3 separate regions of the Homo sapiens genome follow, and all the other regions are linked to region 1. Evidence: read pairs that join two places in POLR2A ChIA-PET (ENCODE). Cell type or tissue: MCF 10A. All regions are shown on one strand.

Region 1 (2,500 bases):
GCTACTCTTACCGGGGAACCAGAGGCTGAAAAGAATATGCCAGTTTGGTGTTTAACAGACCTGCTGTGTTCTCTGACACCTTGATAGGTAGTACCTGCAGAGGGCCAGGAGAATGGGCAGAGGGAAGAAGAGGAAGAAGAGAAGGAACCTGAAGCAGAACCTCCTGTACCTCCCCAGGTGTCAGTAGAGGTGGCCTTGCCCCCACCTGCAGAGCATGAAGTAAAGAAAGGTGAGTGACATATTGTGAGAGAAATGTAATGCGGCTCCCTGAATTCTCAGAGCACCTCATTTGGATCGCTGAAAGCTTTGAATGTTTCCTGCCTTTCATTATATTTTTTCGTATATCATATCTTTCTCCTACATATTAAGTAAGCTACTTGAGGGCCAGATTTGACTCTGTTTAATCTTTGAATCTCCATGATGAGGAGGTTAGCCTAGCACAGTACTTTGCAGATTATAGGTGCTCTGCACGTTTAGATTAAGGAGTGGCTGCTTGGTATAAAAGAAAGGGAACCGTGAGAGTTACATTGAGGGTGAAAAGAGCCAGTATTGCTTCCTACCAAAAGCTGTTCTTGTGGTCTTCTTGATAGTGACTTTAGGAGATACCTTAACTCGACGTTCCATTAGCCAGCAGAAGTCCGGAGTTTCCATTACCATTGATGACCCAGTCCGAACTGCCCAGGTGCCCTCCCCACCCCGGGGCAAGATTAGCAACATTGTCCATATCTCCAATTTGGTAAGTCATTGTTTCTCACCATCCCAGCTTGCTTAGTGGTTAAGTTTGAGCTTTAGGCTTATGCCTCCTAGGTTCCACTCATAGTTGAACTGGTCTACCAATAGATTAAGTTACTCACTGATCTTGAGTGAGTTACTTAACATATTTACCCATCTAAAAATGAGGGGGAAAAGCTGTTGCCCTGCAGGGTTGTTTTGAGGACTTGCAGAAGGCCTCACATACAACGTCTCAATTAGTGCTGGGAAGCACCACCACTCTTCTCACATTCTTACTGCAAGGTTCCTAAACTCTCTGCCCTCCCCCAAACCTTGAAACTATACTCCTGTGACAGCAGCTCGGGAAATCTAAAGATTGGGTGGTGGTCTTGCCTTCTGCTAGACCCTGAAAGTCTATTTTCATTGGCAGGTCCGTCCTTTCACTTTAGGCCAGCTAAAGGAGTTGTTGGGGCGCACAGGAACCTTGGTGGAAGAGGCCTTCTGGATTGACAAGATCAAATCTCATTGCTTTGTAACGGTGAGGGGAAGAAGCTGATTCTATAGGTCATGGCATATATTTCCTTTTGTGACCAGTGTGGGCAGGTTTAAGGGTGTTGCAGCACGTGGGAAGGGTTGCAGACACACTGTGACCCTCCATCTTCTCCCTTCCTCCACCAGTACTCAACAGTAGAGGAAGCTGTTGCCACCCGCACAGCTCTGCACGGGGTCAAATGGCCCCAGTCCAATCCCAAATTCCTTTGTGCTGACTATGCCGAGCAAGATGAGGTAAGAAACCTAGGGAGAGGAAAGAGAGGAGGGGCAGGGGAAGCCATTATCTGCTAGATTTCAGCTGAGATCCTTGCCAGACCTGCAGTCTCTGAGCTTCTGTTCTTTTCTCTTCTTCCCTGGCTTTGGTTCCTTTAATTGTACCATGGGGCTTCAAAGTGGTACCTGGGCTCCTTTTTTTTTTTTTTTTTTTTTTGAGACAGAGTCTCGCTGTCTCCCAGGCTGGAGTGCAGTGGCGCGATCTCAGCTCACTGCAAGCTCCGCCTTCCGGGTTCACGCCATTCTCCTGCCTCAGCCTCCCGAATAGCTGGGACTACAGGCGCCCGCCACCACGCCCGGCTAATTTTTTTGTATTTTCAGTAGAGACGGGGTTTCACCGTGTCAGCCAGGATGGTCTCGGTCTCCTGACCTCGTGATCTGACCGCCTTGGCCTCCCAAAGTGCTGGGATTACAGGCGTGAGCCACCGCGCCCGGCCATCCTGGCTCCTTGAGTGGGAGTGATATCACCTCTATCCTAACTGTCCTTGTCCCTCCTCTCCCCACAGCTGGATTATCACCGAGGCCTCTTGGTGGACCGTCCCTCTGAAACTAAGACAGAGGAGCAGGGAATACCACGGCCCCTGCACCCCCCACCCCCACCCCCGGTCCAGCCACCACAGCACCCCCGGGCAGAGCAGCGGGAGCAGGAACGGGCAGTGCGGGAACAGTGGGCAGAACGGGAACGGGAAATGGAGCGGCGGGAGCGGACTCGATCAGAGCGTGAATGGGATCGGGACAAAGTTCGAGAAGGGCCCCGTTCCCGATCAAGGTCCCGTGACCGCCGCCGCAAGGAACGTGCGAAGTCTAAAGAAAAGAAGAGTGAGAAGAAAGGTAGGTACTTAGCTATGGGGTACGCATACCCACTAGTAGGTGGGAAAGGGACCCAGATGGGATGGGACAGAGGGTCAGATGCATCATATCTGGTTCACTTTTTTCCACCTCAGAGAAAGCCCAGGAGGAACCA
Region 2 (2,500 bases), 75 kb before region 1:
GGAAAGAGACCATGCTGGTGCAAGGGGTTGGGATCCTTCACATCTAAGAAGGACCTGGGAGGCACCTTGCTCCCTCACCTGGCATCAGGCTGGGCCACCACCCAGCCTGCCAGTCTCTTCACTGGCCTTATCTCAAAAGACTGTAAAGAAAGAGGTCCTCCCATCTCCTGGGGCAGCCTGTTCTTATGACCAACAGCCTTCTATTCTGAACAATCTCTCCTTGGTAATGTGCTGTAAACCTGGCTCAGGGAATATAGAAAAGGCTGGTCTCCTGCATTGTATAGTCCTTAAATACATGAAGATTCATCTATAGCTTCACAGCCTTTTCTTTCTCAGACTAAGGAGGGGCTCATTCCTATTATTTTACCCCCAACTCATCTGTTTTGATGAATTGAGAAATTCTCACCCTGTGATTCTGGATTAATCCCTATTTTGCAGTTGGAGACAGAGGCTCAAAAATCATAAACTTTGCTCAAGGTCTCACAGCTCCTAGCTGGAGGGCAAGGATTTGAGCCTGGATCTGCCTGACAGATCTGCCTGACAAGCCTGTGCCCTTCCCTGTGCTGGAGAAATCATATAATGTATGTAAGGCCTGGATCACACCACCTGGCTTCCAATGCTGGCCCCTCCACTCGCTGGGTGTGTAATCTTAGGCAAGCTACTTAATCACTATGTGACTCAGTTCCTCACCCATAAAACAAGATTAGTAAGTGTTAGTTCATTATTATTATTACCAGTGTGTACTACCTCCTTCAGTTAATTAGCCTAAAACATGCATTAACCACCCTGTGTAGGGGTCCACCCTTGAGAGGGTGGGGGCAATTAAGAAGCTTGGCGAGAGAGAATTAGCAAGGGTGGAGATAGGAGAAACGGTTTCCCAGAGTGAAGTGGGAGCTGAGGGGTCGGGGAGTGGTGACCTCTCCTTTGCTTATCTCCTTGGTTCCTCTCCCAGACTTTTGGAGAGAAGCTCCTAGGAGTCATGGCCTGGATCATGCCCATTTCTGTTGCCCTGTCCACATTTGGAGGAGTTAATGGGTCTCTCTTCACCTCCTCTCGGTGAGTGCTGCCTGGGCCCTTCCCCGGCCAGGGGCCACTCTGCTGTGCACTTTGCTATTTGTATATGGTGGGCTTGTCTCTGTCAGCAGGGGTCTGTGTGGGCATCTGGATGTTGGGCTTGCAGAGGGGTGACTGCTCACATGAGGGCGTGTGTGTCAGTGTGGATGCTGAGGAGTGTGTGCTGCTCACGTGGTCACCTGCGATGTGTGTGGCATACGGGTCCTAGGTGCTTCACATGTAGTGGCCTGTCTCATTTCAAAAGGAGCAGAAGACAGAGGAGGCCGCCAGCCTGCCTGACGCCGCCCCCAGTCAGTGGCTGTGGTTGGCAGCAAGGCAGTATCTTGGCTGCAGTCCTGTACCTGTAAACAGGCTGCTGCTGGCTAGAAAAGAACCCCATTTGGAAAGGGACCAAGAGGGAGACTTGTGCCTGGGGCCTCTGGGTCTGGCCTCCCATGAATGTTCTGGAACTAGCCTGCAGGTGGGATGGCTTCACCCTGATTGCCCCAAGAATGCAGAGCTCCTCCCTGCTCAACAGAGAGGTGGCTGTAGAGGCCTTTTTGAGGCCACCCATGAGACTCAGGTGGAGAATGTGAAGTGAGAGGGTGGGGAAAAGTGGAAAGCAAACATTTGTCCAAAGAAAGAGCCTTTTATCCGTGACCCCCACCCCAGAGCACTCTCAGAAGCCAGAAGTGCGAGCGGGTCCACGAGTCCCAGGTCCTGCCTCCATGCATCCAGGGACCCGGCCCTTTCTTTTGCTGTCTTCAGAAGGGGCTGTTGAGGCTAGCAGATGTTGAATGACTTCCATTTGTGTGGTTCAAGGGATCCTCCCAGGTTCTTAGAAAGCACCCCCTGCCCTCAGAAAGTACAGTCCTGCTCCAAAGATGAGTCCGTGAGTTCAGCTGCTTCCAAAGCCGTCACATCAGGAAGAGTTCCTGTGAAATAACAAGGGAGTGCAATGTTTTTAGGACCCAGGGCTGGAAAGAGGTGGTGTGGGTGTCCCCTGTACCCCGGGACCCTGTGACGCTCACCCACAGCAACCTCGTGTGCATGTTACACAGGAGCAGTGGCCACACGGAGGCCCCGCCGAGGCCAAGCGGTGGAGGAACAGTGACCCGTGAGGCTCCCTGAGATCTATTGGAGGAGAGTGACTGGCTACAGTCACTTTAGAGTGGGGTTTGTCCCTCAGGCAGGCCTAGCAGCGGTCTGCGTGCATGTGGTCTAGTCGTGTGTGCATGCAGGAAACGGTGGCGCATGGTGTGCTCCACCTCCGATTCAGAGGCCAGACCTCACCCACCCAGGCCTCCCCTGCTCATCTTTCCAGTTCCTTCTTCCTTCCTTCTCCTTCCCTCCTTCTTTATCTCTCTGTCACTCCTTTGTGTTCTCGGGTAGGGAGAGGATGATCCTTCCTGAAGAGTCAGAGTGTGTGGATGTGTGTTATGCTTAA
Region 3 (2,500 bases), 210 kb before region 1:
GCTAAATAGTAGGACTCGACTGGTGACAGGATGAGTGCTAACCAGGCAAAATCCAGAGTTTCCCTTCACTCTGAAGAAAATGGGATGGCTCTTAAAGAATATTAAGGAGCCAACTAGAGACAATGCTCTTTGGGGGGCAAACCTCAACATCTTGTCATCTTGAAAATCTTCATTTTAGTATATGTGTCTATAGTTGAAGCTCCATTCCTTTGGAAATGTTATTTAACTTACCAAAATTGTTGGGGGTGAGGACTCTTGTGTGGCCTGAATGCCCATTTGGGGATGGTCTGAAAGAAAAAATCCCCTGTCCAGAGGAGGCAGATGAAGTTCTAAGGAAAGCAAATAAAAGCATCAGCAGAGAAAAGGACAGGTAAAGGTAAAAATAAAAAGCATATGTAATGGAAGAGCCTATACAGCTAGGCCAGAGAGGAAAAAATTCCCTGCTTGCAACTGATGATAATTTTTTCTTTTTTTTTTTTTGAGACAGGGTCTCACTCTGTTGCCCAGGTTGGAGTGCAGTAGTATGATCATGGCTCACTGCAGCCTTGACTTCCTAAACTCAAGTGATCCTCCTGTCTTAGTCTCCCAAGTAGCTGGGACCACAAGCATACACCCACCAAGCCCGGGTAATTAGGTCTCACTTTGTTGCTCAGCCTGGTCTCCAACACCTGGGCTTAAGCAATCCTCCCACCTTAGCCTCCCGAAGTGCTAGGATTACAGGTGGGAGCCACTACCGGGCCAAAATACAGTAATTTGGATGTATATTAAACACAGTGCTATCCAGCTTTCTTTTTTGCTTATAAGGCACATTGTAAACTTCGGTGGTACAAGCCAGTGGAGAAGTAATCCCAGGACTGCTGGCAGAGTTTTGTTTTTTTGTTTGTTTTTTGAGACGGAGTCTCACTCTGTCACCCAGGCTGGAGGGCAGTGACACCATGTCAGCTCACTGCAACCTCCGCCTCCTGGATTCAGCAATTCTCCTGCCTCAACCTCCCGAGTAGCTGGGATTACAGGCACGTGACACCGCTCCCGGCTAATTTTTTATTTTTAGTAGAGACAGGGTTTCGCCATGTTGGCCATACTGGTCTCAAACTCCTGACCTCAAGTGATCCACCCTCCTCGGCCTCCCAAAGTGCTGGGATTACAGGCGTGAGCCACCGCACCCAGCCTGCTGGCAGAGTTTAAGTATGAACACATCCCAAGAAAAAGGAAGCATAGTGTTACTGACCTATAAGATAGGCTATGAGTTGAAGCCGGTGAAGGGGTTTCTGGAAAGCATAAAAATAAGCCTGTGAGATAATCCATGAACTGGAGAAGAGATTCAGGTATACTTGGGGCCAGGGCAAAGGAAATGGAGATAAAAGATTTTTAGTATATGGGTTAGGGTTGGGGGCTAATGCCAAGTGAAAAAGCTCACAAATCACATAGCAGTATCTCTTATAGGTGCTTTCCTCTCCCTTTCATGAGTCTGTGGGCTGAGATCCCTCACTGCCTTCATGTGCTCTCATGTATCTGTGCCTTGGTTTCCCCTCTAAGATGGAAATCACCAGAAAGAATGGGTAAAGACAAAAATTAGCTAGGAGTGACATCAACAAAAATTAGCTAGGAGTGACATCAACAAAAATGGCAGAGCAAAGACCTCCAAAAATTTCCTCCTCCATAAAAGCAATGAGAAAATTGGCATAATGGTCAGAATCAACTTTTTCAGAAATCTGAAAATTAACAAAGGGCTTGTAGTAATCTGGAGAATGTTTATTCAAGAAAAATAGCAAAATGTTAGTAAAAACAGCAAGGTTTGTGGCATTTTAACTTGCTCTATTGCCATTTCTCCTTCTCCACCTCCATGATAGCCTTGAAAACCAACAGGGCATGCTCATGATGAAACCCAACAGTCTGGCAGTCACTAGAGGGGATGGAACAGGGTTGGAGCTTTTTGAAGGATTCATTCCCAGAGAACTGTCATTATTTGACCTGTCTAGTGGTTCCCTGGAAGACCCCACTTTCAAGGTTGTCTTAATTTGACAGCACCAGGACTTGGAGCTCAAGTTCACCAGGACTTGGAGCTCAGAGCTTACCAAGTGCAGAAAAACCTTTCTCCAGTCTGATGAAAACAATTAGAAGCACTTGTTTGGCTGCCTAAGGAGATAAATATCAGCTGGGACAAACAAAAGGCTAACCAAAAAGCATGACATATAGAAAACAAATAACAAAATGCAGAAGTCAGTCCTTCCTTATCTGTAATTACATTAAATGTAAATGAATTAAAAGGCAGAAACTGGCAGAACAGATGAAAGAAAAAACAAGTCCAACTATGCACAGTCTACAAGATACTCACTTTGGATTCAAAGATGCATATAGGTTGAAAGGAGAAGGATGAAAAAATATATTCCATGCAAAAAACAAGGAACAAAAGAGTGGCTATACTAATATCAGACAAAATAGACTTTAAGACAAAATTGTTGGGCCAGGCACAGTGGCTCATGCCTGTAATCCTCAGCAC

The links. Peaks named below come from ENCODE experiments on the same cell type or tissue, not always from the same donor. Only the 100,000 strongest peaks of a DNase experiment are listed, where the experiment ranks them.
Region 2: POLR2A ChIA-PET joins it to region 1 with 5 read pairs; 7 of 35 experiments call an interaction of 5 or more read pairs at or near these places.
Region 3: POLR2A ChIA-PET joins it to region 1 with 5 read pairs; 2 of 35 experiments call an interaction of 5 or more read pairs at or near these places.

The regions. Positions count from the first base shown.
Region 1 is chr14:23,061,165-23,063,664 of GRCh38, reverse strand. ACIN1 (apoptotic chromatin condensation inducer 1) reads left to right here. Exons shown (of 19, transcript NM_001386863.1): 13 at 88-229; 14 at 591-736; 15 at 1,142-1,249; 16 at 1,390-1,497; 17 at 2,043-2,367; 18 at 2,481-2,500. Among named protein-coding and RNA genes, the nearest start is that of CDH24, 4.9 kb to the right of the region's middle. RefSeq lists an enhancer at 830-2,029. In MCF 10A, no CTCF peak of the experiment used is centred here; a DNase peak (open chromatin) is centred at 1,454.
Region 2 is chr14:23,136,477-23,138,976 of GRCh38, reverse strand. SLC7A8 (solute carrier family 7 member 8) reads left to right here. Exons shown (of 11, transcript NM_012244.4): 7 at 953-1,056. Among named protein-coding and RNA genes, the nearest start is that of CEBPE, 18 kb to the right of the region's middle. RefSeq lists a silencer at 1,083-1,377. In MCF 10A, no CTCF peak of the experiment used is centred here; a DNase peak (open chromatin) is centred at 1,406.
Region 3 is chr14:23,267,692-23,270,191 of GRCh38, reverse strand. It overlaps RNF212B (ring finger protein 212B), which reads right to left. Exons shown (of 15, transcript NM_001282322.3): 12 at 1,229-1,268; 13 at 232-329. Among named protein-coding and RNA genes, the nearest start is that of HOMEZ, 17 kb to the left of the region's middle. In MCF 10A, no CTCF peak of the experiment used is centred here; no DNase peak of the experiment used is centred here.